Regions from separate parts of the Homo sapiens genome. Here region 1 is linked to region 2. A link is an interaction called in ENCODE POLR2A ChIA-PET data of the cell type or tissue named here. Cell type or tissue: GM12878. All regions are shown on one strand. Each heading gives the region's core, and the rest is flanking DNA. Links, peaks and the distances in the headings are about the cores only.

Evidence for each region. ChIA-PET counts read pairs that join two places held together with the same protein. Peaks named below come from ENCODE experiments on the same cell type or tissue, not always from the same donor. Only the 100,000 strongest peaks of a DNase experiment are listed, where the experiment ranks them.
Region 1: POLR2A ChIA-PET joins it to region 2 with 10 read pairs; 9 of 35 experiments call an interaction of 5 or more read pairs at or near these places.

Annotation. Positions count from the first base shown.
Region 1 is chr15:90,631,116-90,645,449 of GRCh38, reverse strand. It overlaps CRTC3 (CREB regulated transcription coactivator 3), which reads right to left. Exons shown (of 15, transcript NM_022769.5): 12 at 6,804-7,004; 13 at 6,635-6,715; 14 at 4,251-4,353; 15 at 105-3,518. The coding sequence ends at 3,310. CRTC3-AS1 (CRTC3 antisense RNA 1) reads left to right here. Exons shown (of 4, transcript NR_120372.1): 3 at 4,193-4,408. It also overlaps the pseudogene HSPE1P3. Among named protein-coding and RNA genes, the nearest start is that of LINC01585, 22 kb to the left of the region's middle. RefSeq lists an enhancer at 3,527-4,726. In GM12878, for the core only: no CTCF peak of the experiment used is centred there; no DNase peak of the experiment used is centred there.
Region 2 is chr15:90,685,519-90,701,387 of GRCh38, reverse strand. The region is part of intron 2 of CRTC3-AS1 (CRTC3 antisense RNA 1); the gene reads left to right. Among named protein-coding and RNA genes, the nearest start is that of CRTC3-AS1, 24 kb to the left of the region's middle. In GM12878, for the core only: a CTCF peak has its summit at 7,513 (motif pointing right); DNase peaks (open chromatin) are centred at 7,527, 8,817 and 9,137; H3K27ac peaks cover 3,202 bases.

The DNA.
Region 1 (14,334 bases), core at 1-5,000, 50 kb after region 2:
TTGCCAAGGCTCCAAATCCTAGCTGCAGGCTGAGCCGTGCAGGAGGCGGTGAGATTAAGGCTCCCCACCAACCCCTCACCCAAGTGAAGAAAAACACCACCAAATGCAGAGACAACCTCATTGTGATGCTTTTAATTACAAAAGATGTAAAATGATGCATTATAAAACTTGGAAGCAACTTTATACAAATTCCAATTTTTAAATATGGTTGAACAGGGTGCCCTGGGGGTTAGGACACTGGCAGGAAGTCTGATTAGTTGCTGGGATGGTCCCATCCATGAAGCACTGGACACATGCTGGGAACCATCTGTGCATAAATCAGAAGAGCCAACAAGAGTGGGAACAGGAAAGGTCTGCAAATACGCATATGGACTTGAAGATACAACACCAGCTCAGGTAATATACAGCAGGCGGAGGAGAAATGAAACAGGAGAAACAGGACAAAGGAGAATTCATGACATGATCAAGAAACCCCTTCTCCTAACCCCCTATGTCCTAAAACCCACAACCATACAGAAAGAAAAAATGGAAATGCAGACAGGTTTTTAGTTCTATGCTGTTTAACTGCTGTAAGTGAGAGTAGTACAATGGTCGATTTCTTGTGACAAAACTAAATAATGAAAAATAGTTTACTCTGAAGTATGCAGCTGCTTCAAATGCTGAGGACCACAACTGGTTTTGTTACAAAGGCCGCAGTGAGTGCAGGCTCACGTGCTGTGGGCCAGGGCGACCCTGCCCGTGGTGAGTCCTCCACACCTTCTAGGCAGAGTGGGTTGTACGATGCCCAAAACCTTTCACAAGAAAAGATCGGACTCACTCATAGACCTAAGGACAAATTGAATTCAGTGCTAAACCATATTGCCCCCAGTGTACACCCCCAATAAATCACTTCCCCGGAGGTCTGTTTTCACAAGTCACCTGGAGAACGCCTTTGGGGCAGTAGGGTTCACTGTGTAGGTCTTGGGGTCTCTGTTGCCAGGCAGGGTGGCTGCTGTGCAGACAAACTGAACTGGGACCCGGATATGACGATACCCATGGGTAAGGCACTATGTGAAGAGTGACTATGCTGAGACCTCTGTTTTATAAAAACACAATTCTTGAAACATCAGCACCATCGCCTGTTGAGAGTGAGATCAGGTTTGGAAGCCCTTTGACACAGGAGCTGGTTTCTTTTGGCACATGGGGTGCTGGGTAGCATTGCGACTGAAGGCTCTTTAACAAAAAGCCACCCCCTCTGAGATCTTGAGCACAAAGGGATCTGAAAGTGTAACTGGGAACAGGGCAGGCCAGCAGGCCCTTCCTGAGCTGGAAATCAGGCGAGGAGGACTCTGGTTTGATTTCCCAATTCCACAGCAAAGATTTGGGGCAAATGTGAAACAGGAATACTTGGATTCCAGAGGAAGGTGGAGGGGCACCCCATGAGGGTTATTTTAAAGATGAGAGGCAAGGTCAGAAGATAGAAATGGAATGAGGTCGGGAGAGGCTAACCAGCCCAGGGTCTTGTGACCACGACTCCTTTTACATAAGGGACAGGTGTGCCAGATTCAGACCCTCATTGTACAGCCTTGCTCCTCTGGGTGGAACAGTCCAGCAACCCTCAGTACACTCCAGGGTCTCCTGGAAGGGCAATGGCTGTCCAAGCAAAGGTCCTGGCATCTTCCGTCTCTCCTTCAGGGTTCTCCTCCTCTCCACCCTGTCCTCTCACAGCCTAGACCCCCCCCTCCCCCTGCAGTGCTCTGCCCCCTTCAAACCTACTGGCATCACCCAAGTTAGAGGAGGCAGGCGGTGGTGGAAATCTGGCCCATCTATTTTATGAGAAGGTATTGATGACTAATGATGCTTCCATGAATTAGGCCTTCGTTTTACTATAAACTATTTTTTCAACCTCAAAGAATGAATCTCTACTTGAAGCAATTTAGAGCCAAACGTGGATCTGAGAAGGAAGATCTTCCTGGGTGGGGCCCAGCCAGGATGCTCAGGGCACTCACCTGCTCAGCCCTTCCGGATGTACTCAGAAGACAGCTCCCACCCACCCGCGTGGAGCACAGCCCAAGGAGAATGCAGTGCCCGGCTTCACTGTGATTTGGTCACCTAGTGTTAAAAGCATATTAAAGTGCATGCTTCACCATAGGCACGAGTGCTAGAAAAGCTAAAGCTCTGAGAAGATCTGGCAGGGAAGGGGATAGCTACAGGTGAGCCTGCCTTACGGCATGGCGGACGCACTCATTCATCATGCGCTGCACGCACGGTTCTGCAGCACTCACTCCAGCACACGACTGTGCTGCCACGCACGTGTTAGGTGCTACGGGTTCAACAATGATAAGGCACTGTCCCTGCCCTCAAGGAGCTTACGGTCTAGGGGGGTGACATTAGACTCCCAGCCCACAGAGACACAGCTCTGGGGAGGGATGGGGAAGCTCAGTTGCTCGGTGGGTGGGGTTAGGGCCTCACCAGCTCCCTCTGGCTGCTCTTAGTGGGGAGGTCTGTGCTTGTCTGGAGTTTGTCTGGAGGCCACTGAGTATGAGACACCTGCAGTCCCTGTCTTCCTTCCCCAGCCCCCGAGGAGGAGCACAGTTCTCTTCAGGCTCATCAGTGCCAGGGGACTCTTTTCAGTGACTGATAAAATGGTCTTCCTCTTCCTCTGGTCCATAAGGAAAAGGTGTACTTTTCTGAAGCAGCAGAAACCAGCTGGGAGAAAATGAAAATTAGCCTTCAGTCTGCCTAACTCAAGCCTGCCCTCGGGCTTGTGGTAAAAACTTCATGTCGTAATCCAGGCGTGGGAGAGAGCCGTGGGGTCCACTCAGCCTGGGAATGTCCCCCGCTGGAGGGCCTCGCCCTCTGGGTCAGGTCAGAGCAGGCATCGAGGTGCCCTCTCCGGTGCCGCCGCCCCAGGCCGAGCCTCCCACTCCGGGCCCGCCTTCGGTGCGGACGGAGATCAGTGGTTCTGAGCACACTACACAATGCTACGGAGGCCTCCAGTGACACAGTATTTCCTACTCTTACACATCGGCTGACTGGATGGCCAGTAAAAAGATGCAGTGGAGGTGAGCTTTCCAGTTCATGGGAAGCTCCAAGCAGCCTGCCTGCTGCAACACGACTTTGGCCACAGGCGGGAGAGGCAGTACAAAGCTGTGTGATCTGGAGGAAGCCACAGTGTCTGAGATGGGATCTCATCTGAAACCCTGGAGCCGTGGCATTGCTTCCTTCTATGTCAAGATAACGAAAGCCCGTGGTATCAGCTGGCTTCATTCTATTCCATTCTATTTTGGCTGTTGCAGAAAAACATTCTTCTGTTCCACTGCCTTCTGTTCACAGTCTGTCAGCTCGAAACGTCTCTTCAACAGAGGGGTCCAGCAGGCCCATGCTGGAGTCACTTAACATGTTGAGTCCGTCCAGGCTCAGGGGTTCAATCTGCAGCTCCTCTTCCAGTGGAAATGGAGTGTCCACGTTCAGGCTGACCTCAGGCAGGCCTGCCAGCGCACTGTTGAGGTCTTTGAACAGGCTGGTGCTGGAGTCTTCTGAAAGGAGTGGCCAGAGGGGAAAACAGTGCGGTTAGGAGGCGCGAAGGCTCCAGGCTACTAAGCAAACCCAGCTGATGACAGTCCCCTAAACTGCTATCCCACACATCCTGACCACCCCCAGGCCCACAGTTCTTGCCCTGGAATCTACATTCTTGTCAGTCAGTTGCACAACTCCCAATTTTTGCAGGTTTTTTCCTTTTGAACAGTCATCAGTCACCTAAGATGAAATCTTTTTTTTTTTTTGGAGACTGTTGCCCAGGCTGGAGTACAGTGGCACAATCTCGGCTCACTGCAAGCTCCACCTCCTGGGTTGGTGCCATTCTGCCTCAGCCTCCCGAGTAGCTGAGACCACAGGCGCCCGCCGCCATGCCCAGCTAATTTTTTTTGTATTTTTTAGTAGAGACGGGGTTTCGCTGTGTTAGCCAGAATGGTCTCGATCTCCTGACCTGATGATCCGCCCACCTCGGCCTCCCAAAGTGCTGGGATTACAGGCGTGAGCCACCGCACTGGGCCAGATGAAATCTTTCAGAAAAGGCTTTGACTACCAGGCCCACCGCCCTGTGTCACGGTCTCTGAGGCTGGACACCTGCATCTCAAAAAGTCAAGTCGACCCAGGGAACGTTAACTTTTTGCTTTATATAATATTATGTTGTTTAAACTCTCTTATGAAGGTTCCTGAACACACAACAACATAAAAGCAGTAAAGAAGCTGAGGGATAGCTCGCTCACCTGGCAGGATGGTGTTCGGGAGACTCCCGCAGTTGGAATACGGGCTTGGTCTCAAATGAAAAGAGTCCTGCAGTTCTCGGGAACCTTGTTGCACCAGAGGCACCTGGAAGCATCGAAGGTCATGTGAGGAAGGCCACACCTCTGTTTCCAAGGAGGAAGTGAGTATTGCAATGTGCTCCCAGAGCAAAACCTGACTTGCAAACTAATCCATATTCCCTTCTTTCCAGGATCCCAGAGTGCTTTGCTCTTATGGTAATGCATGCACAATATTCTTGTCAGGCAGGCAGACGCTGGGGTGGAGGAGGGGTCCCTGAGGTCCACAGCGTGGTGACTTTTCCCCAGCCCACTACACCATCCCAAGAGACACCAATGCTCATGGTTTCTGTGGCCCCTCAGACATCTGTCCTCAGCCTCACCAAGGCCTTTGCAAACTGCCTTCTGTGGGAACCCTTCAAAGGCTCTGTCTATAACCAAGGAAGTATGGACTCTTCTTCCTTGGTTTCTTTCTTCTTTTTTTTTTTAAAGATAGGGTCTCTGTTGCCCAGGCTGGAGTGCAATGGCGCCATCTCGGCTCACTGAAACCTCCAGCTCCCAGGCTCAAGCAATCCGTCCACCTTAGCCTCCCAAATAGCTGGGACCACATGCCACCATGCCTGGCTAATTTTTGTATTTTTTTTAGAGACAGGGTCTTGCTGTATTTTACCCAGGCTGGTCTCAAACTCCTGAGTTCAAGTAAGCCACTGGCCTTGGCCTCCCAAAGTGCTGGGATTATGGGTGTGAGCCACTGCACCTGGCCTCTTCCCTGGTTTCTAGAAAACTGAGAAAGGGGAAGGCTTTCCTTTTCACACTCAGAAGGAGGAAACTCAGGCAAGCTCCTCCCTATGAGAAAGCCTCTATGAGGACTGGTTATAACCAGTGCCAATTTTAGGTTCCTTTCCTGAAATTAATTTTCTAAGCCATTTTAAAAAAAGTCTCAAAAGAAGTGTCTATCATTTTTCAGGGAGACGGTGATTCCCACCTAGACTAAAATGGCTCTTTGGGAAACAGGGAGGCAAGGAGGATTGGTTCTTGCCACAAAGCTTCATCTGTGGCCTGCTTAGGAAACAGCTATCTTAATTTATTTTATTATTATTATTTTATTTACTTATTTTGAGACAGAGTCTTGCTTTGTTGTCCAGACTGAAGTGCAGTGGTGCGATCTCAGCTCACTGCAAGCTCCGCCTCCCGGCTTCACGCCATTCTCCTGCCTCAGCCTCCCGAGTAGCTGGGACTACAGGTGCCTGCCACCACGCCCAGCTAATTTTTTTGTATTTTTTAGTAGAGACAAGGTTTCACCGTGTTAGCCAGGATGGTCTCGATCTCCTGACCTCATGATCCGCCCGCCTCGGCCTCCCAAACTGCTGGGATTACAGGCGTGAGCCACTATGCCCAGCTATTTTATTAAGTTCTTGGCTGGGCACAGTGGCTCGCACCTGTAATCCCAGCACTTTGGGAGGCCAAGGCGGGTGGATCACTTGAGGTCCGGAGTTCAAGATTAGCCTGGTCAACAAAGTGAAACCCCATCTCTACTAAAAATATAAAATTTAGCCAGGTGTAGGGGTACATGCCTGTAACCCCAATTACTCAGGAGTCTGAGACATGAGAATCACTTGAACCCAGGAGGTGGAGGTTGCAGTAAGCCGAGATCACGCCACTGCACTCCAGCCTAGGCGACAGATTAAGATTCTGTCTCAAAAAAAAAAAAAAAAAAAAGTTCTGGAACCTGTTCAACCCTTCTTCCACTCCTTAATCCATCGGAGGGCCCAGTCCATACTTATTGAATACTATTGAATACTATAAAATCTAGAATATTAAAAATAGTCAATGTTAGGAAAAAACTAAACTGTAAAAGAAAGTGGCCGAGTTGAAAATACCTTACGGAACGCACTCCCCTCACTCCCCAGGACTGAGCTCTCCCCAGGAGGCCCCACGCTGTGCTGGGTGCACCAGCCTGGGTGCAGGCCAAATGCGGCGCCACCTTCTGACTCTGCGGTGGGAGCAGGCGCCACTCTCCCTATGCCTCAGTTTCAACATGAGGGCGCTGAGGAGGCAGGTGCTGTGTCCCTTCCAGTGTTCATGATTTTACAGTTCTACAACGAGAGTGTCATCAAAAGTCTCCTGCCGATTGTTCCAATAGTTCCTCTGCTGAAGCCTGATACTAAATAAGGCAGCCAGAGAAAGCATTTTAGGGCCAAAGAAGATGAAAGGCTCTTCTAGCCACAGAACACAACCAGAACCAGGAAAGTGGCATGTCTGGTCTGCTCAGTTCTGAATTCTACAGAATGAACAACCTAAATGGTACAGTTTATGCACCAAGGGAGGAGAAGGCAGGGGCGATCACCCACCTGTTGAGGAAAGGCAGGGCCTGGCCTCATGGACTGCTGGTCAAAACCCACATCTGGGAAGAAGTTGGTCAAAGATGAGCCCTTCAGGGAATAAGGAGATGATCATTTAGCTTGGAACTCAGAGCAAAACAAGCATTCCCTCTGCACCAACGCTCCTGCCAGAACTCACCTGGGCCGGGAGAAGCTGAAAGTCTGACTGTGGCAGTGAGGAGGCTGCCTGGGGCTGCTGGGCAGGGGCCTCAGGGGCGCGGGGCTGCTGCAGGAGGGGCTGGGTGAGCTCCTGGGGTGCAGGGTAAGGGGGTGGCGGCGACACCTGGGCTTGAGCTTCTGTGGGCAGAAAGGAAAGTTGGCTTCGGTCTGAGGACACCATCTGCAAAACAAACACACAAAGCCACTAATGAGCTTCTGCGTTTCTGGCGTTAAGTCCTTTAGGATTAGGAAATGTCAGAGTGAGAGGAAGCCTGAGATTTTCCTCACCGCGGTGTTCTGTGCAATGCTGTGAGAAGCCCGTTTCTCATCCTTCAAAGTATATCTCAAATTTTACTTCCCCACAAAGCATGTTCCATTCAATGACAAGTTCTATTGTCTTAAAAGAACTAAACAAGAAAACAGCCAATTTAACCAATTTCCTTTCAGTTTTCTCCGTGAAAATCATGTTTTGTTTTGTTTTATAGCCGTGTCTTCTGGTTAAAAGTGGAAAATTGAAAAAGGCCCTTAGCTCTGTCATCCCCAAATCCTGTTAAAACAAGACACTACAACATTAACAAGCAATAAGCATTAATAAAAAACACTAAACAACAGCACAGAACACTAAATGATAACAAACAACACGAGGACAAAGATAACGGGAGAGAAGAAAATGGCAACAAAAGCTGGAAAATGAGCAGCAGATGGCCCGGTGGCAGCTGGCTTAGCAGAGCTGAGAAAACCCGATGCTAGGCTGGCAGTGAGGAAAAACCAGGAGGCAATCTCACTGACAGCACTCAGTCCCCACAGGGCTCTGGGACTGGGGACAGCAGGGAGCAGGCGGTGAAGCTAAAACCAGGAGATTCTGGTCACAGTTTGTGTAAGGGGCAGTTGGACCTGCAGAGCCCTTGCCTTGAGTGTGCTTCTGCGCACTGGCCCCCACCATCCTGCCACCTGCCAGGAGACTGGAAGGTTCTACTTTCGAGATAATAAAACTAAGGGTCTCTGGATATTAGAAGGTGAGGCACTTTACTGAAAACACAGGGTTTAGAAGAAATTTCTTTTTCTTTAATATTTTATTTTTTTAAGTTCTAGGGTACATGTGCACAACATGCAGGTTTGTTACATATGTATACACGTGCCATGTTGGTGTGCTACACCCATTAACTCGTCATTTACGTTAGGTATATCTCCCAATGCTATCCCTCCCCCTTCCCCGCATCCCACAACAGGCCCCGGTGTGTGATGTTCCCCTTCCTGTGTCCATGTGTTCTCATTGTTCAATTCCCACCTATGAGTGAGAATATGTGGTGTTTGGTTTTTTGTCCTTGCGACAGTTTGCTGAGAATGATGGTTTCCAGCTTCATCCATGTCCCTACAAAGGACATGAACTCATCATTTTTTATGGCTGCATAGTATTCCATGGTGTATATGTGCCACATTTTCTTAATCCAGTCTATCGTTGTTGGACATCTGGCTTGGTTCCAAGTCTTTGCTATTGTGAATAGTGCTGCAATAAACATATGTGTGCATGTGTTTTTATAGCAGCATGATTTATAATCCTTTGGGTATATACCCAGTAATGGGATGGCTGGGTCAAATGGTATTTCTAGTTCAAGATCCCTAAGGAATCGCCACACTGACTTCCACAATGGTTGAACTAGTTTACAGTCCCACCAACAGTGTAAAAGTGTTCCTATTTCTCCACATCCTCTCCAGCACCTGTTGTTTCCTGACTTTTTAATGATTGCCATTCTAACTGGTGTGAGATGGTACCTCATTGTGGTTTTGATTTGCATTTCTCTGATGGCCAGTGATGATGAGCATTTTTTCATGTGTCTTTTAGCTGCATAAATGTCTTCTTTTGAAGAGTGTCTGTTCATATCCTTCGCCCACTTTTTGATGGGGTTGTTTGTTTTTTTCTTGTAAATTTGAGTTCTTTGTAGATTCTGGATATTAGCCCTTTGTCAGATGAGTAGATTGCAAAAATTTTCTCCCATTCTGTAGTTTGCCTGTTCACTCTGATGGTAGTTTCTTTTGCTGTGCAGAAGCTCTTTAGTTTAATTAGATCCCATTTGTTAATTTTGGCTTTTGTTGCCATTGCTTTTGGTGTTTTAGACATGAAGTCCTTGCCCATGCCTATGTCCTGAATGGTATTGCCTAGGTTTTCTTCTAGGGTTTTTATGGTTTTAGGTCTAACATTTAAGTCTTTAATCCATCTTGAATTAATTTTTGTATAAGGTGTAAGGAAGGGATCCAGTTTCAGCTTTCTACGTATGGCTAGCCAGTTTTCCCAGCACCATTTATTAAATAGGGAATCCTTTCCCCATTTCTTGTTTTTGTCAGGTTTGTCAAAGATCAGATGGTTGTAGATATGTGGCATTATATCTGAGGGCTCTGTTCTGTTCCATTGGTCTATATCTCTGTTTTGGTACCAGTACCATGCTGTTTTGGTTACTGTAGCCTTGTAGTATAGTTTGAAGTCAGGTAGCATGATGCCTCCAGCTTTGTTCTTTTGGCTTAGGATTGACTTGGCAATGTGGGCTCTTTTTCGGTTCCATATGAACTTTAAAGTAGTTTTTTCCAATTCTGTGAAGAAAGTCATTGGTAGCTTGATGGGGATGGCATTGAATCTATAAATTACCTTGGGCAGTATGGCCATTTTCACAATATTGATTCTTCCTACCCATGAGCATGGAATGTTCTTCCATTTGTTTGTATCCTCTTTTATTTCATTGAGCAGTGGTTTGTAGTTCTCCTTGAAGAGGTCCTTCACATCCCTTATAAGTTGGATTCCTAGGTATTTTATTCTTTAGAAGAAATTTCACGATCGAATCTTAAGATCTCCACCTTTCTTTCCCAACCCGGCTCACAGGATGCCGGAATCCTGATATGCCGAGGTGCGACATTGGAAGAGTGTCCTTTAGGGAACCTGACAAGGCCTGAAGAGAGAAAATCTTTTTTTCTGGAGACAGAGTTTTTCTGGAGACAGAGTCTTGCTCTGTCACCCAAGCTGGAGTGCAGTGGCATGACCTTGGCTCACTGCAACCTCCACCTCCTGGGTTCAAGCAATTCTCCTGCCTCAGTCTCCCGAGTAGCTGAGATTACAGGAGCATGCTAACACGCCTGGCTAATTTTTGTATTTTTAGTAGAGACGGGGTTTCACCATGTTGGCCAGGCTGGTCTCGAACTCCTGACCTCAGGTGATCCACCCGCCTCGGCCTCCCAAAGTGCTGAGATTACAGGTGTGAGCCACCACGCCTGGCCAGAGAAGAATGTAAAACTTATGACACCAGGAGTTTCCCAAGGAAATGACCAAGCTAGATCATTCTACAATGAAGACCACACTCAGCAGGCCTGCCCACATACACAGAGCTGCCAGCCAGCTTCTCAGTGTCCTTTTTTTTTTCTCATTTACATATTTTTATTTGGAAATGTTTATATCAGTACAAGGAAACAATTTTGGAGACACTGGATGTCATTAGTTATCATTAGTTTATTATAAGAAATATGGAAATTATTTACATGATGAAAGATTTCAGAACTTCAGTGGAATGGGCAGCTTCACACTGATGCCATTTCAGTAGTGACTTATTTCAGTCTATGTACTTTCCAAGAATGTCACCATCTCTAAATAGGAAATAATCCTTGTCATCTAGAACTACTTTGGTGCCTCCATATTCTGGGAGAAGAACTTTATCTCCAACTTTCACGCTAACTGGTTGAATCTCTCCAGCCTTACCTTTAGAACCCGATCCAACAGTGACTACTGTTGCTTGCAATACTTTTCCTTGAGATTTTTCTGGAAGCAAAATGCCTCCTTTGGTTACAGTTTTAGCAGCGCTCCTTCCAACCAATACTCAGTCAGAGAGTGGAAAAAACTTTCTACACGCTTGTCCTGCCATGACTCCCTTCGCCTCAGTCTCATACTCCGCTCTAGTGTAGAGCCGCAAGGAGACAGCCCCTCAGTGTCCTGTTCTTAAACATGAGCAGAGCACTGAGGATCACCAGGCCCTGAGGAAACCATCTGCCGTGAAAGTCAGAGGCCAGAGCAGACACACACAATCTTGGAAAGATGTGTGCAGGAAGAAGTAGTTGTGAAAAACCAAAATCAGCATGACAATATTTAGGCTACTAAGAAAATCCTTATCTATTAGAGATACATATTAAAATATCTGCAATTTTTAAAAGCAGGGTATGGATGAAACAAGATAACAAGGCTGGCGTGCTGGCTCACGCCTGTAATCTCAGACTTTGGGAGGCTGAGGTGGGTGGATCACCTGAGGTCAGGAGTTTGAAACCAGCCTGGCCAACATGGTGAAATCCCGTCTCTACTAAAAATTACAAAAATTAGCCAGGTGTGGTGGTGTGCACCTGTAGTCCCAGCTATTCGGGAGGCTGAGGCCAGGAGAATGGTTTGAACCTGGATGGCGGAGGTTACAATGAGCCGAGATCACACCACTGCACTCCAGCCTGGGCAACAGAGCAAGACCCTGTCTCAAAAAAAAAAAATTAATTGTTGAGGGTAAATGATGGGTATAGGAGGACTTATTGTATTATGTTCTCTACTTTTATGCAATTTAGGAAAATTCTATTATAGAAAATAAAGATAAATTCGAAAAAAAAAGACCACTAAAAACCTGAGAGATAAAAGATGATATTGCATCTGTGGAATAAGTATGATGCTATTAAAAAAGAACACTCAGAGAACAAAAAAGAACTCATAGCAATTTAAAAATGAGAGCAGAAATGGAAAACTCAACAGAAGTGTTGGAAGATAAAGCTGAGACAATCTTCCAGAAAGCAAAGCAAAACAAACAAACAAGGAAGCAACCACAGAGAAGCAAAAGAGGAGAGAGAGAAGATAAGGATAATAGAGGAAAAGTCCAGGATAGTCAACATTCGTAGAGTTCCAGAGAGAAAGAACAGAGAAAACTGAAGGGAAGAAATCATTGAAGAAATAAAGAACATTTCCCAGAAATGAAGGCTGTGAGTTTCCAGATTGAAGGAACCCACCAAATATGCAGACTCACGCCAAGCCACATCATCTTGAAGTTTCAGAACACTGGGGACAAAAAGATCTCACAAGCCTGGGGTGGAGCAGGGGGATTCCATGCAAAGTGTTAAGAGTCCGAATGGCACTGGATTTCTCAATGCAACTTACAAATGAATAGGCAATAGATGCCAAGGGAAAATTATTTCAAATTTAGAATTCTATATTCAGCCAAATAATAATTAAATGGCAGATCAAATAAAGACATTTTAAGTCATACAAAGTCACAGGCACTCTTTGCTATAGAGCTACTAGAGAATTTAGTTTTGAATGTGTCGAGAGGAGATCTGCCCAACTCCAAGAGTTGGGGACTGAATTAGTCATACACATAGATACATATAGATAACCAGGCTAATAAAAAAAGTCAGACATTTATTAACTCCCAAGAGGAAAAAAAATTCTCATTTTCTTGTTTCATAGTATACTATATGTCAACTCTGACTACATTGTAACTATAAAAACACTAAATATTGAGTATTGCTCTAACCAAAATTATAATAAATGAGGAGGGTGGGTAGGAAATTGTGTGTGCACATGTGCGCACATATGTGTGTGGTGGAGTCTGTGGGAGAGTGGAAAGAGAATTAAATTCTAATCTTCATTGGTAGGATGTCATTAGATAATGCCTAACACCAAAAATGTAGAACAAAAAAAGCATAAAACAACATGGTTAGGCTGGGTGAGGTGGCTCATGCCTGTAATCCAGCACTTTGGGACGCCGAGGCGGGCAGACTGCCTGAGGTCAGGAGTTCGAAACCAGCCTGGCTAACATGGTAAAACCCTGTATCTACTAAAAATACAAAAAGTAGCCAGGCGTCGTGGCACATGCCTGTAGTCCCAGCTACTTAGGAAGCTGAGGCAGGAAAATCGCTTGAACCTGGGAGGTGGAGGTTTCAGTGAGTTGAGATCGCACCACTACACCCCAGCCTGGGTGACAGAGCAAGACTCTGTCTCAAAATAATAATAACATGGTTATACCAAAGAGATTAGTTAAAATGGTTGACAGCCATCTCTAGGCAGTGAGGAATATGCCTAACGAGAGGGAAAGACAGCTGTTTTTCTATAACAAGCCCTTTAGAACTATTTTACTTTTTAAACTATGTGCATGAATAACATTCACTTTTTAAAATTTCCTTTTTTTAAGAGATAGATAGGGTGTCACTATGTTGCCAAGGCTGGTCTTGAACTCCGGGCCTTAAGCAATCCTCCAGTCTCTGCCTCCTGAGTAGCTGGGATTACAGTCAGAACAACTGTGTCCAGCAACATTCATTTAAAAAAAATCTAAATATTAAACAAATTAAAAACACATCTGAAAGGGGACACTCTGGCCATACAGTCTCCTTAAAATGTAGCTAAAAAGCAAGAATACTTTTAGATCTTATAAAATAATCTTGCAAAATAAAATTAAAGGTAATTCAATAACATAAGAACCACGAAAACAATAATTATGGACTAGCCTGGGCAATATGGTGAAACCCCATCTCTACAAAAAAAAAAAAATACAAAAATTAGTCGGGTGTGATGGTATACACCTGTAGTCCTATGTGCTTGGGAGGTTAAGGTGGGAGGATCACCTGAGCTCAGGGAGTTCAAGGCTGCAGTGAGCTGTGATCGCGCCACTGCACTCGAGCCTGGGTGACAGAGTGAAACGCTGTCTCTAAAAAAAAATAAAAATTATGGCAGGGCACAGTGGCTCATGCCTGGCACAAGGCACACTGGCTAATTCCAGCCCTTTGGGAGGCTGAGGTGCGAGGATCACTTGAGCTCAGGAGTTTAAGACCAGCCTGGAAAACATAGGGAGACCCTATTTCTTTCTTTTCTTTTTTTAATTCTAATTTTTTTTTTTTTTTGAGACAGAGTAACTCTGTCACCCAGGCTGGAGTGCAGTGGTGCAATCCTGGCTCACTGCAAACTTCCACCTCCAGGGTGCAAGCAATTCTCACGTCGCAGCATCCTGAGTAGGTGGGATTACAGGCGTGTGCCACCATGCCCGGTTAATTTTTGTATTTTTAGTAGAGATGGGGTTTCGTCATGTTAACCAGGCTGGACTCAAACTCCTACCCTCAAGTGATCCGTCTGCCTTGGACTCCCAAAGTGCTGGATTACAGGTGTGAGGCACACACCCAGCCCAGGGAGACCCTGTTTCTACAAAAAAATTAAAAAAATTAGCTGGGTGTGGTGACATGGGCCTGTAGTCACATTTACTTGAAGAATCCCAGCTGAGGCAGGAGGATCACTTGGGCCCAGGAATTCAAGGCAAGGGAGCCGCGATCGTGCCATTGTGCTCCAGCTTGGGCGACAGAGTGAGACTTAAAAATTATGAAATGTCCTCTCACCCTCGCCCAAAAGAGATCACTCATACGATCAACACGCCACGGCTAGTAATTGGTAAAGAGTGACCAATAACAAGATCCTCTAACTCTCCGTTGTGTTCTGTCAACTCTTCCTTCTAAATCATTAA
Region 2 (15,869 bases), core at 6,412-11,411:
CTATATATACAGTCACTTTACTATAGTAGGTTTTTGGGGGAATGGATCTAGATGTGCATGTTTAATCTGCAATTTCAGCCCAGAGCTCCTGGACTTCCTAATTCTTAAGAGTGATTTAAATAACAGAACGTTTCCTGGAAATTGTGTTCTTATGCAATATGTTAGCAGCCTTCTGTTGGTCTCCCCCTCATTAAAGGGCCTCAAAAGAGATTTCTTCTTTTTTTTTTTTGGCAGGGCCTTGCTCTGTTACCCATGCTGGAGTACAGTGATGCCATTATGGCTCACTGCAGTCTTGACCTCCAGGGCTCAAGCCATCCTCCCACCTCAGCCTCCTGAGTAGCTGGGACTACAGACATGCAACACCATGCCCAGCTAATGTTTAATTATTTTTTAATAGAGACCCAGTCTCATTTTGTCGCCCAGGCTGGTCCTGAACTCTTGGGCTCAAGCAATCTTCCCACCTCCCAAAATGCTGGTATCACAGGCTTGAGCCACCATACCCTGCCCTCAAAAGAGAGAAATTAATTAATTAATGTATTTATTTTTGAGACAGAGTCTCACTCTGTCGCCCAGGCTGGAGTACAGTGGTGTATCTTGGCTCACTGCAACCTCTGCCTCCTGGGTTCAAGCAATTCTGCTGCTTCAGCCTCCTGAGTAGCTGGGATTACAAGTGCACGCCACCATGCTCAGCTAATTTTTGTATTTTTAGTAGACACTGGGTTTCTCCATGTTGGCCAGGCTAGTCTTGAACTCCTGACCTCAAGTCATTCACCCACTTCGGCCTCCCAAAGTGCTGGGCTACATGCGTGAGCCACTGTGGCTGGCCAAAAGAGATTTCTTAATCTACCTTCCTTCTTGTGTACAAAAGGGCCACAAAGCTATTAAAATAAATCATAATTATGTCTGTTCCAAGTCCATTACTTGAACATGACAAATCAGTAAGAGACACTCATTTTCTTCTAGAGAAGTAGGTATCTTCAAGGGCCCTGGGCTCACCACAAGTTCACAAATGCATAGCTTCTTGGACATGTCTGGCCTTAGCTGACAGTAAATACTAAAATATACTTCAGATACAAAACATCTACTACATCTAACTCAAGCTAGCAATGTCAAATGATTACCTTGGTCTTAACATCTAAAAGGCTTTTTCTTCCCTTAAATGAGTCCTAGCATTAGGTATCCCTGATTACAGTAAGCAGTTCACTCTTCCATTAAAAAAAACAACCTTCATTATACAAACACAGACTAATGGAGACAACGCCCTAGTGCCTGTGATCATTCTTCTTACGCTGGAAAATACCTGCTTTGCCTCCAGCCTGTGTTCTGTGGCCAGGACAGCTGTCTTGGTAGAGGCTTCTTGTGTTTTCATCCTGGTGTCCCTCTTTATGGGGCTGCTCCACCTCAGCACTCCTTCTAAAAACCAAAATGCAATTCCTATCAACTGTCGAATATGTAAATATTACATTTTACTCATCTCTGCTGGTCATATTACCCTTATGCTTTGCCTCCCAGTAAACCCAGCATCTTTTTTTTTTTTTTTTTTTTTTTTTTTTTTTTTTGGAGATAGGGTCCTGCTCTGTCACCCAGGCTGGAGTGCAGTGACGCAGTCACAGCTCACTGCAGCGTCAACCTCCCAGGCTCAAGCTTTCCTCCCACTTCGGCCTCCTGAGTAGTTGGAACTAGAGGTGCACTTCACCATCCTGGTAATTTTTTTTTTTTTGAGACAGAGTCTCCCTCTGTTGCCCAGGCTGGGGTGCAGTGGCGCGATGTCAGCTCACTGCAACCTGTGCTTCCCAGATTCAAGCAATTCTCCTTCCTCAGCCTCCTGAACAGCTGGGATTACAGGTGCCTGCCACCACGCCCGGCTAATTTTGTATTTTTAGTAGAGACGGGGTTTTGCCATGTTGGCCAGGCTGGTCTTAAGCTCCTGACCTCAAGTGATCCACCCACCTCCAAAAGTGCTGGGATTACAGGTGTGAGCCATCATGCCTGCTTGTATTTTTTTTTTTTTTTTTTTGAGACGGAGTTTCGCTCTGTGGCCCAGGCTGGAGTGCAATGGCACGATCTCGGCTCACTGCAAGCTCGGCCTCCCGGGTTCACGCCATTCTCCTGCCTCAGCCTCCCGAGTAGCTGGGACTACAGGCGCCCGCCACCACGCCCGGCTAATTTTTTGTATTTTTAGTAGAGATGGGGTTTCACCATGTTAGCCAGGATGTTCTCGATCTCCTGACCTCATGATCCACCCACCTCGGCCTTCCAAAGTGCTGGGATTACAGGTGTGAGCCACGGCGCCTGGCTGCCTGCTTGTATTTTTTTGTAGAGATGGAGTCTATGTTGCCCAGGCTGGTCTCTGAACTCCTGGCCTCAAGCAATCCTACCACCTCAGCCTCCCAAAGTGTTGGGACTACAGACACGAGCCTCTGTGCCCAGCCTCCAACATCTTTATTCTACCTCCAGTCTACTAAAAACCTCACAATTGTCTTGCAGTCTTTTTCATACACCTTTGCCTTCACAAAGCCTTTCTTCCCTCTTTTCCGTTAGCAGAATCTTGGTTTTTGTAGGCACATCTATGCTCCCCTCCGCCAACCAACACCTTCCCCAGCTCAGGGGCAAATCTTGATTAGCTGGGTACCTTTTCCCTGGATGAGGATTGGCCCAGCATGGACATGTGATACAGTTCTGGCCCATGAGACAGATTTCATGGGGAGGCTTCCAAGAAGTTTCCTCATTCTTTAAAAGAGACCCCCAGGAAGACTCATTCTCTTTTGCTAATCCTTGCTGAGGCTGACTGTGGCATCTGGAGCTGCAGCAGCCTTCTTGTGATCAGGATGGAATGAAGAGAAAGACAGAAAGACTGAGGGCCCTTCACAACGTCAGCAAATCCACCAACCATGGGGCTTAGCTGCCCTACTTCAGGAAATGTTGTTTAATGAAATAATAAAATGCCCTAACTTTTTTTTTTTTTTTTTTTGAGATGGAGTCTCACTCTGTCGCCCAGGCTGGAGTGCAGTGGCGTGATCTCAGCTCACTGCAAGCTCCACCTCCCAGGTTCACGCCATTCTCCTGCCTCAGCCTCCTGAGTAGCTGGAACTACCAGCGCCTGCCACCACACCTGGCTAATTTTTTGTATTTTTAGTAGAGACGGGGTTTCTCTGTGTTAGCCAGGATGGTCTCGATCTCTTTACCTCATGATCCACCCGCCTCGGCCTTCCAAAGTGCTGGGATTACAGGCGTGAGCCACTGCACCCGGACTAACTTTTTTTTTTTTTTTTCAGAAACAGTGTCTCACTCTGTTGCCCAGGATAGAGTACAGTGGCCGCATCATGGCTTGCTCCAGCCTCAACTCCTGGGCTCAAGGGGGAGCCCGACTAATTTTGTATGTTTTGTTGTGTTTTGTTTTGTTTTGAGACAGGGTCTCACTCTGTCACCCAGGCTGGAGCTCACTGCAGCCTCCACCTCCCCAGGCTCATGTGATCCTCACACGTCAGCTTCCAGAGTAGCTGGAACCACACGTATGTGTTGCCTGGCTAATTTTTGATTTTTTTTTTCTTTTTAAGTTTTGTATTTTTTGTAGAGATGGGGTTTCACCGTGTTGCCCAGGCAGGTCTCAAAATGCTAGACTCAAGTGATCCTCCTTCCTTGGCCTCTTTAAAGTGTTGGGATTACAGACTTGATAGCCACCATGCGAGGCTTTTTTTTTTTTTTTTTTTTTGAGATGGTGTTGTGCTCTGTCACCCAGCCTGGAGTGCAGTGGTGCCATCATAGCTTACTGCAGCCTCAACCTCCGGGTCTCAAACCATCCTCCCACCTCAGCCTCCCGAAGCTCTGGGATGACAGTCATGAGCCACCATGCCCAGCCAAAATGCCCTAACTTTTTAAAGCCAAATTGAAGTTGGATGTACTAGATCTTTTTCTGATTGGTCCTTCAGACTCATTTCTCTCTGTCAATCAGGAGGCTGGGTTTGGCCTGTGACATGTATCAACAGATCAAAGGGTGGGAGTACAGAGCCAGGTCCTGGTTCACTGGTGGCTGCATCCTTTGCCCAAGGTCATAACCCCTGTCAGGTGGCTTTTGTGCTGTAGCTATACATCAGATTTCAAGAACCTCTCCTTCCTTTTGCCCTCTCAACTAAAAAGTGTGGTGGTGGTTTCCTTCTGTTGCTAGTTTCATTCTTTGTGGTTCCCTGAACCCTACCTATACTTTAGTAAGTAATTGCTTCATTAGCATCTCTTAAATATCCTCTTTTGGCTGGGCGCAGTGGCTCACACCTGTAATCCCAGCACTTTGGGAGGCCGAGGCAGGCGGATCACGAGGTCAGGAGATCAAGACCATCCTGGCTAACACGGTGAAATCCTGTCTCTACTAAAAATACAAAAAATTTTTGTAGTCCCAGCTACTCGGGAGGCTGAGGCAGGAGAATTGGCGTGAACCCGGGAGGCAGAGGTTGCAGTGAGCCGAGATTGCGCCACTGCACTCCAGCCTGGGTGGCAGAGCGAGACTCCGTCTCATAAAAAAAAAAAAAAAAAAAATTCTCTCTTGCGTTTGCCAACTCTTTTCCGCCAGGACCCTGACTAATACTTGGGTTTGCAACTGTTGCAATTACTGCCCACCTGAATGAACCCTTACTATCCTTAAAGACATTTTACTATCATCTTTCATGTAGATGAGTCTGTTCATTGGTTTTAGAGCATGAAGTGGTGTAATGTGCCCATTTTGATTTTTGTCTGACGTTCTGATAGGTGATTAATTGATTGTTTTTATCAAAACGTCTACTCTCCTAATAAATCTGTCAATTTTTTTTATTCCACCTATAACTTTTGTTTTTTATTTTTATTTTTTTGAGACGGAGTCTAGCTCTATCGCCTAGGCTGGAGTGCAGTGGTGCGATCTTGGCTCACTGCAACCTCTGCCTCCAGGGTCCAAGCAATTCTCCTGCCTCAGCCTCCTGAGTAGCTGGGATTACAGGCATGCGCCATGACACCTGGCTAATTTTTGTATTTTTAGTAGCGACGGGGTTTCGCAGTGTTGGCCAGGCTGGTCTCGAACTCCTGACCTTAAGTGATCTGCCTTCCTTGGCCTCCCAAAGTGCTGGGATTACAGGCGTGAACCACTGCTCCTGGCCCATCTATAACTTTTGGGTTGTTCACATTTATGGGAAAACAATGAGGAGAAATAAATTTCCAAATGTTTTTAGATTAATGACTTTTACATGCCTTCCAAGTATCTTCTAAAGAAGTGTTATGAGATGTTCCAGCCGGGCACGGTGGCTTACGCCTGTAATCCCAGTACTTTTGGAGGTGGGCAGGTCACCTGAGGTCAGGAGTTAGAGACCAGTCTGGGCAACATGGTGAAACCCTGTCTCTACTAAAAATACAAAAATTAGCCAGGCATGGTGGCGCATGCCTATAATCCCAGCTACTCAGATAGCTGAAGCAGGAGAGTTGCTTGAACCTGGGAGGTGGAGGTTGCAGTTAGTCGGTGATGACTGTTGAGATGTAACACCAGCAGCATGATCCGTGACAGAATTAATAAGGTGGACTTTATTAAAATTAAAATTTTCTGCTTTACAAAAGACACTCTTAAGAGAACAAAAAGACAAGACAGACTAGAAGAAAATGTTTGCAAAAGATATATCTGATAATGGACCATTATCCAAAATATACAAAGAATTCTCAAAACTTAACAATAAGAAAACAAACAACCTGATTAAAAAATGAGTCAAAGGCCTGGCATGGTGGCTCGTACCTATAATCCTAACACTTTGGGAGGCTGAGGCAGTAAGATTGCCTGAACCCAGAAATTCAATACCAGCCTGGGCAATATAGTGAGACCTCGTCTCTACAAAAAATATAAAAATTAGCTGGGTGTCGTGGTGCAGGCCTGTTGTCCCACCTACTTGCTAGGCTGAAATGGGAGGATGGCTTGAGCCCAGGAGGCGGAGGTTGCAGTGAGCCATGATTGTGCCACTGCACTCCAGTCTGGGCAATAGAGCAAGACTCTGTCTCAAAAAACAAAAGCAAACCCAAAAATATGCCAAAGACCTTAACAGACACCTTACCAAAGCAGATAAACAGATGGCAAATAAGCATATGAAAAGATGCTCCACATTTCCCTTTCATCAGGGAAAAGCAAAATAAAACAACAATAAGATGTCATTGCATACCTATTAGAATGGCCAAAGTCCAGAACACTTACAACATCAAATGCTGGCAAGCATGTGGAGCAACAGGAACTCTCATTGCTGATGGGAATGCAGAATGGCATAGCCACTTTGGAAGACAGTATGGTAGTTTCTTACAAAACTAAACCTACTCTTGCCATATGATCCAATGTTGGCTTTGAAAACTTATGTCCATACAAAACCCTGCACAGGTATTTATAGCAGCTTTATTCATAACTGCCAAAACTTGGAAGTAACTAAAATGTCCTTCAGTAGGTGAATGGATAAATTGTGATACATTCAAACAATGGAATATTATCCAGCATTAAAAAGAAATGAGCTACCAAGCCGTAAAGAGACATGAGGAAAACTTAATTCCATAATGCTAAGTGAAAGAAGCCAGTCTGAAAAGGCTACACACTGTATTATTCCAACAATATGGCATTCTGGAAAAGACAAAACTGTGGAGATGGTAAAAAGATCAGTGGTTGCCAGGGGCTGAGGGCAGGAAGGGATGAATAGGCAGAGAATAGAGGAGTTTTAGGGCAGTGAAAATACTCTGTATGATACTATAATGGTGGACACATGTCCTATATATTTTTCCATTTGTCCATAGATTGTACAACAACAAGAATGAACCTTAATATAAACTATACACTTTGAGTGATGATGTGTCAATGTAGGTTCATCAGTTGTAATAAATGTAGCACTCTGGTGGGGGATGTTGTTAATGGGGGGGATTGTGCATGTGTTGGGGGGGCATATGAGATATCTCAGTGCCTTCCTCTTAATTTTGCTATGAACCTAAAACTGCTCTCAAAAAAATAAAGTCTGGCCGGGTACAGTGGCTCACACCTGTAATCTCAGCACTTTGGGAAGCCAAGGCAGGTGGATCACCTGAGGTCAGGAGTTCGAGATCAGCCTGGCTGACATGATGAAACCCTGTCTCTACTAAAATTACAAAAATTAGCTGGGTGTGGTGGCGCGCGCCTGTTATCCCAGGTACTCGGAAGGCTGAGGCAGGAGAATCGCTTGAACCCAGGAGGCGGAGCTTGCAGTGAGCCGAGATTGCACCACTGCACTCCAGCCTGGGTGACAGAGTGAGACTCTATCTCAAAAAAAATAATAAAATAAAATAAAGTCTTTAAAAAAATAATCTTTGGCTACTTCAGCCATTTTCTCCCTTCTCAGGCCATGGCTTTGGTTTCATCCTCAACCTCCAACTAGGTTCCTCTGACAACTTTTTTTTTTTTTTTAACATTTCTCTGCTCCAAAACCAGACCCCAAATTCAGGGAGGAAATTATGTAGAGGCTGATGGTCTTACACCCAGATCACCTGTGGTTTTCCCCAAATGGCCACTTGATGGCACTCAAGAATCTTCTTCTTGTTCACATGATTCCTGGAATGGCTCATGTGAAATAAAGGGGGTATGATGAATGAAGGACTTTTGATAAAAGTCATTAGATGCTATGGATATGTTCCAGTGTGTTCCATTGTAGACCACAGTACTATCATGTCTGCCTTTTTTTTTTTTTTTTTGGTAGAGATGGGGGTCTCACTATGTTGCCCTGGCTGGTCTTGAACTCTTGGGCTCAAGCAGTCCTTTTGCCTCAGCCTCCCAAAGTGTTGGGATTATAGGTATGAGCCACTGCACCTGGCCTGTCTCTGCCATTTTTTGACAGATAATGGAACGGCATGATTCACAACAGTATTATTCTGTTAATTTCATCCAGATGAAAAAATACTGATCACATAAATAGAAATATATGTTTAGAGATGTGTAGAACTATCACCATATACAAAATATACTACACTGTCATCATCAAAGAGTTGTTAAAAGTTTTCCTACTCAAATTTGAAATATCTGCCAGGCATGGTGGCTCACACCTGTAATTCCAGCAATTTGGGAGGCTGAGGCAAGCAGATAACTGGAGCTCAGCAGTTCGAGACCAGCCTTGGCAACATAGCAAAACCGCGTCTCTACTAAAAAATTAAAAAATTAGCCGGGCATGGTGGCGTGCACCTGTAATACCAGCTACTCAAGAGACTGAGGTGGGAGGATGGCTTGAGCCCGGGAGGTTGAGGTTGCAATGAGTCAGGATCGTGCCACTCACTCCAGCCTGGGCAACAGAGCAAGAGTCTATCTCTAAAAAAAAAAAAAAGAAGAAGAGGTCGGGCGTGGTGGCTCACGCCTGTAATCCCAGCACTTTGGGAGGCCAAAGCATGTGGATCACTTGAGGTCAGGAGTTCTAGACTAGCCTGGCCAACATGGTAAAATCCCGTCTCTTCTAAAAATACAAAAATTAGCTGGGCGTGGTGGCAGGCACCTGTAATCCCAGCGGGGCCGAGGCAGGAGAATCACTTGAACCCGGGAGGTGGAGGTTGCAGTGAGCCGAGATCGCACCATTGCACTCCAGCCTGGGGGACAAGAGCGAGACTTCGTCTCAAAAAAAAAAAAAAAAAGAGAGAAATATCCTTGTCCTTTAATACAATGAGACACAAACCTCATAGGTCAAATGGGAAAGGAAGTCTGTGAAGGCTTTCAGATGCAACAAGACTTTGACTACTGACTTTCACTATAGAATCAGCGGGTGGGGGGGTATAAAATGACAAAATAGAATTTCAGAAACTAAATTGGTCAAGATGTGTGCAGAAACCTGATTCAAATGGCCTAGATAGTTCCCAGAGTTCTTGCAAGTATAAGATGCACAGCTGTCAAAGAGACATTCTCATCTTGAAATATTAATGGGTTGGCCCATGACACGTCCCTCTATACTCCCAGGGGAACCCACTTAAAAGCAATAATATATTAAATGATATCCTCCTAAATTAGTACAAAGCATTCTATAAAAAGCGTGTCAAGGCCTTCTTTTCACATGTCCTACCGTGGCAGATGCTGTTGGTGCTTCACCTGTATCCCCCTGGATCCCTTTTACCATTTCTGTCCTGTTATCCTCCACTTTCTGTGACCTTTGTTTCCAGTGGCTTGTACCTGAGGGCATCACACCTGGTCTGCTGGGGTTGCTGTGCACACCAGCATATAAAGGGAGTGAGAATGGCCTGAGAGTTTATGTGTCCTTCCTACCTGTGTTCATAACCACTGACTGGTGCAGGAAAGCCTGCACTTTCACTGATGTGAAAGCCCAGCTCCCTCACTGCAGTGGAACAAAACTATAAAGTGTAATTTCCCCTTCAGAACTCACCTCTGCATCAGGCTGAGGCTGGGACATGGCCAGCATCAAAGCCTTGCTTGGCATCTTCCTCTTCCTTTACTTCTTTTCTGCATTCCTTTAATTGTTTCTCCTGGGAGCACTTCCTTAATAAATCATTTGCACATTGCTTCTGTCTCAAAATTTGTTTTCGGGAACCCAACCTAAGAAACCAACCATCCCTGATAAACCATGCTGCCATGTGCAGCCTAAAATTGGGATACACATCCTAAAATTGGGATACACATCCTAAAATTGGGATACACACCAGAAAAAAAACTTCGTTGAAACATTGCTAATAGGGGCCTTTGGCCTTGAATCCATGACTGCAAAAATACTTCTCTAATGTGGGCAGGGAGGGGAATGAAGAGACAGAGCAATGCTGCTTAGAGCTTTGCCCTTGACACAAAAACAGGAGCTGCCAGGGAAACAACCACTGCAATCATTTGTGCTTCATGAGGAGCAGCCACCAGGGGCTGTTGGTTGTGATTCTGTTCTTCTTGCTATGGAATGATCCTGGATCTCTGTTTGTTTGTTTGTTTTTTGTTTGTTTGTTTTTAAGAGTCTTGTGCTGTCGCCCAGACTGGAGTGCAGTGGCGGGATCTCAGCTCACTGCAACCCCTGCCTCCTGGGTTCAAGCGATTCTCCTGCCTCAGCCTCCCGAGTAGCTGGAATTACAGGCGCCCACCACCATGCCTGGCTAATTTTTGTATTTTTAGTAGAGACAGGGTTCGCCATGTTGGCCAGGCTGGTCTCGAACTTCTGACCTCAAGCGATCTGCCCACCTCGGCCTCCCAAAGTGCTGAGATTACAGGCTTGAGCGCCCGGCTTTGGATGTCTGTTTTAACTTCCTCTTCAGTTGAAGGAGATTGGCAATCCCAAAACAAAGATACTTCACCAATCCAAACAAGTTTGTAAAAACCCACTGCCTCCTGAAGTCTTTGGCACTCACTTGGCTATAACTATAATTTTCTCATTCATCATCTCACCAGACTAAGAAAACAATGCTATTCTTTGACCCAGCAACATGCTAAGAACTTGTGTGTCTTTTCTTGTCAGTTATGCTCACATGGGACTCACAGTTACTGGAAGACATAACATGAAATATAGACAATTTCAGATGAGCAAAAGCTGAGAGAATTCATTTTCATCAGATTTGCACTACAATAAGCACTAAAGATTGTTCATCAGGCTGAAAGGCAAAGATATCCAGTGACGGCACTCCTTGGTATTTACCCAAAGGAGTTGAAAACGTATGTCCACATAAAACCCTGCACAGATATTTATAGCAGTTTTATTCATAACTGCCAAAACTTGGAAGCAACCAAGATGTCCTTCAGTAGGTGAATGGATAAATAAATTATGGTACATTCTACAGAAAGGAATGAAGAACATCTTATATGGGCTAATATAAAAGCCTATATTTTTTTAATTTTAAAAATAATTTCTTTAAAAAACAACTGACCAAACAAAAACAATAATAATTTATTGTAAGATTTAAAACATGTAAGGCCAGGCACAGTGGCTCATGCCTGTAATCTCAGCACTTTGGGAGTTTGAGGCAGAAGAATCACTTGAGCCTAGGAATTTGAGACCAGTCTGGGCAACGTGGTTAGACTCCCTCTCTACAAAAAATACAAACAAATTAGACTGGCATGGTGATGTGTACCTGTAGTCTCAGCTACCTAGGAGGCTGAGGTGGGAGAATCACCTGAGCCTGGGAAGTTGAGGCTGCAGTGAGCCGTGATTGTACCATTGCACACCAGCCTGGGCAATAAAATGAGACTCTATCTCAAAAATAAATAAAAATAAAACATGTAAAAGTAAAATATATGACAATAATAGCAGAAGGACAGGTAGGGTAAATGAAATTATTCTCTCTTTAGGTTATACATTTTATGGATAAATTAATTCTAAGCAAAATGTAATAAATTAAGAATGTAGGCCGGGCACAGTGGCTTATGCCTGTAATCCCAGCACTTTGGGAGGCCGAGGCGGGCAGATCACGAGGTCAAGAGATCAAGACCATCCTGGCCAACATGGTGAAACCCCGTCTCTACTAAAAATACAAAAAATTAGCTGGACGTGGTGGTGTGCACCTGTAGTCCCAGCTACTTGGGAGGCTGAGGCGGGAGAATCACTTGAACCCAGGACATGGAGGTTGCAGTGAGCAGAGATTGCATCACTGCACTCTAGCCTGGTGACAGAGCGAGACTCTGTCTCAAATAAGTAAATAAATAAATAAATAAATAAATAAATAAATAAAAATGCATACTGTAATCACCTAGAGCTAAACTGAAAATACTATATAAAGAGGTAGAGCTAGAAACCAATAGAAGAAATAAAATGGACTAATAAAAATATTTGATTAATTGAAGGCAGGCAAAGAGAACAGAATGAAAAATAGGTGGCACAAATAGAAAACAAATAGCAATATAGTAGATTTAAACACAATCATTGCAATCATTACATTAAATATAAATGGACTAAACACTTCAATGAAAAGGCAAAGATTATTAAACAGAATAAAAAACGACCCGAATCTATGCTGGATTTTATTTTGTTTTGTTTTGGCTTCGGGGATTTTTTTTTTTTTTTTTTTTTTTTTTGTGACAGGGTCACATTCTGTGGCCCAGGCTGGAATGCAGTGGCATGATCACAGCTCACTGCAACCTCTGCTTCCTGGACTCAAGTGATCCTCCTGCCTCAGCCTCCCAAGTAGCTGGGATGACAAGCACGTACCACCACGTCTGGCTAATTTTTTTATTTTTTTGTAGAGGTGGGGTTTTACCATGTCACTCAGACTGGTCTCAAACTCCTGGACTCAAGCAATCTGCCTGTCTTGGCCTCCCAAAGTGCTGGGATTACAGGCATGCGCCACCACACCTGGCTATGCTGTCTTAAGAGACACACTTTGAATATATAGAGACCAAAAAAGTGAAAATAAAAGGATAGAGAAATATATATTTAATACAGATAAGAAGGTGAAATATAAACAAGAATAAGAACAAACAAGAAAGCTGATGTGGTTGTATTCATATCAAACAAAGTAGGCATCAAGATAAGGAGTACTAGTAGATACAAGAAGAAAAACTTTATAGAAGAATCAATTCATCAAGAATACTTAACAATCCTAAATGTGTGCACTTAGTAACTATTAGTTTGCTAGGGTTGCCATAGAAAGCCACCACAGACTGATGGTGTCAATAACCAAAATTTATTTTCTCACAGTTCTGGAGGTTAAACATCCAAGACATTGGTGTCGACAGGGTTGATTCCTTCTGAGGGCCATCTTCTCCCTTTGTCTACATATTATCTTCCCTCTTTCTGTGTCTGTGTCAGAATTTCCTCTTCTTATAAGAACACCAGTCATATTGGATTAGGGCCTACCCTAATGACCTCATTTTAACTTAATTATCTCTGTAAAGACCCTAGCTCCAATTACAGTCATGTTCTGAGGTACTCAGAGTTAAGACTTACACATACAAATTTTGGGGGAGGACACAATTCAGTCCATAACAGTAATGGGGCTTCAAAATACATGAAGGAAAAGCTAATAGAACTAAAGCAATAACTAGGCAAATCCACAGTTATGATTAGAGATTTTAATATCTCTCTGTCAGTCACTGATAGACCAAGAAAACAAAAATCACTAAGTATGTGATTTTATTGAATGACACAATTAACCAACCTTGCCTAACTGACATTTATAAAACACTGTGCCAAATAACTACAGAATACACTTTTTTTTTTCAAGGACACATAAAAAATTCCCCATGATAGACCATATGCTGGACTATAAGTAGGTCAATAAATACTAAGAGGCTGATATCTTATAGATGATGTTCTCTGACCACAATGGAATTATATTAGATAGAATAACAAAAACAAATCTAGAAAATCCCCCAGTAATTGGAAATTAAACAACATACTACTAAGTAACTCATGGGTCAAAGAATAAATCACAAAGGAAATTTAAAGATATGTTAGGCGAGGCATGGTGGCTCATGCCTGTAATCCCAGCACTTTGGGAGGCCGAGGCAGGCAGATTGCTTGAGATCAAGAGTCCAAGACAAGCCTGGGCAACATGGTGAAACTGTCTCTACAAAAAAATACAAAAATTAGGTGGGCATGGTGGTGCATGCCTGTAGTCCTGGCTACTCGGGAGGCTGAGGTGGGAGGTGACCCTGGGAGGTAGAGGCTACAGTTAACCCATGATTGTGCCACTGCACTCCAGCCTGGGTGACAGAATGAGACCCTGTTTCAAAAAGCCCACAAAATTTCATTCTTTGAAAATATTAATAAAATTGATAAACTCCAGCACTTAGAAAGAAAGAGAGAAAAAAAATGGGGCCAGAGTAAAAGTTATAGCGTTTCTTATACTGTGCTTATGGGATTTCTCTATGTTTGAACTTAACAGTCAGCCCTCCATATCCATGGGTTCTGCATCTGTGGACTCAACCAACCTTGAATCAAAAGAAATGTTTTTATTTTCTGTAGTGAACATGTGCAGACTTTTTTTTCTTGTCCTTGTTCCCTAAATAATACAATATAACAACTATTTACATAGTATTTATACTTTATTAGGTATTATAAGTAATCTAGAGATGATTTAACATTCTGTATATGGGAAAATGTGCATAGGTTATATGCAAATACAACCCCATTTTATATCAGAGACTTGAGCATCCATGGATTTTGGTGTCTGAGGGAGGTCCTGGAACCGATCCACTATGGATATCCAGGGATGACTGTATATCAAAATAAAAATTTAAACAAGGTGGGTGAAATGTGCCAAATGCTACTATTGTAGGCCTCATATTTTGGTCAAGAGAGATTGTCTTTTTCTGCTGAAATGAAGACAGTAGTGGGAGAGGTGTGGAAAGGAATAAAAGTTATGGTTGAAGGAATGGGAGGGCTGAGTCAGTCCTTAGATGGAATATGACAATGGCCTTTACAAATTAGGCTCCTGTGCACCTGCCCTTCTGACCTGGATGCCTACATAAGCTGTGTGGTATCTTTGTCATATGGAGTTTTCTGAGCCACATGAGGTTTCCAAACTAGTTTTCATTCTCTCAGTGTTTCTTGTAATCAGCACTTAAGCTCCTCTTACAGATCTAACCTAAACAGCATGTAAAGCCAAGTTTTTTTTTCTCCTTCAATGTTATGGGGAAAGAGGATTATGTTTTATAGGGGGAGAAGACAGGTGTTTGAATTTAGACCTCATGGATGAAAACAAGCCTCATGTTGCATCTGAATCAGAAACAAGGCAGAGTCATTTCTTTATTCTAAAAGCCAACGGCTGCTCAGAGACAAGCAGATTGAACCACTTCCTCCCTGCACAGAAATTCTCAGGGTATACACACGCACACATTTACACACACATATGGTTAGAAGAACAAAGAAAAGAAGCAAAAAGAAAACTAATTCACTAATGATGTCATTTGCAACTACAGGGCATAGTTATATGTCTCATATCACCTAATTTCCTCCAAAAAGCGTGTTTCATGAGTCCAAGCAATTCTCTCATAGCAGTAAGTTTAAGAGTTACATTGTAGACAAGCACTAATCAAGTAGCCAAGACAGGCTAAAAGAAAAGAAAAAAAGAGACATTGTTTCCTTTTAGATTTTTATTATGAAAAATTTCAATATGCACAAAAGAGAAGTGTAATGAAGTCTTCATATACCCATCACTCAGACTCAGCAATCCAATTACAATGAGTTGGCAAAAACTATAAAAGAGGAAGCATGCAATTTGGAATCTAGAGCAGGCCACAGTTAAATTTAGCTTTACTGGGACCTTGTTTCAACATGATTAATCAACTAATCAAAGCTCGTTTGACTTCGGTTTCCTTATCGGCATAAAGAAAGGCTAGTCTCAGCCCACCATCTGCGTCAAGTGTATAGGTTCAGGTGGAAGGCTCAGGCTCTGTTCAAGATTCTGTGTCTTCGTTGATTTATTTTTAATCAAGTTTTTGGGGACAAAAAGGCTTTAGCTTATTTTTAATTTAATTTTTTTTAAGAGACAGAATCTTACTCTGTTTCCCAGCCTGGAGTACAGGGTGTGACCATAGCTCCACGCGGCCTTAAAACTCCTGGGCTCAAGCGATCCTCCTGCCTCAGGCTCCCAAGCGGCTGGAACTACAGGTGCATGCCACCACACCTGGCTGCTTTATGTTACTTTCTACATTTTCTCAGCGAAAGTGAGACTTAACATTTTCTAACTCTACAATCTGCTGTGTTTAAGATAGTGAGCAGGGTATCTGTGTGAAGATGATCACTGGGCAAGGAGATCTCTGAACCTGGGTCTCAGGGGAGAGTTCTGGGACTGGAGATCTGTTAGAAGTGACAGTCTAATGTGGGAGACGATGTCAAGAAAAAGAGTTGGGAAGGGGAGTAAGGCCTGGGTAGAGCTCTGTAGAACATTCACATTCAGGTCAGAGGAGGCACATGCAAGAGCTCGGGCATGACAGAGTCCTGGGAGAAAGAGAAATAAAA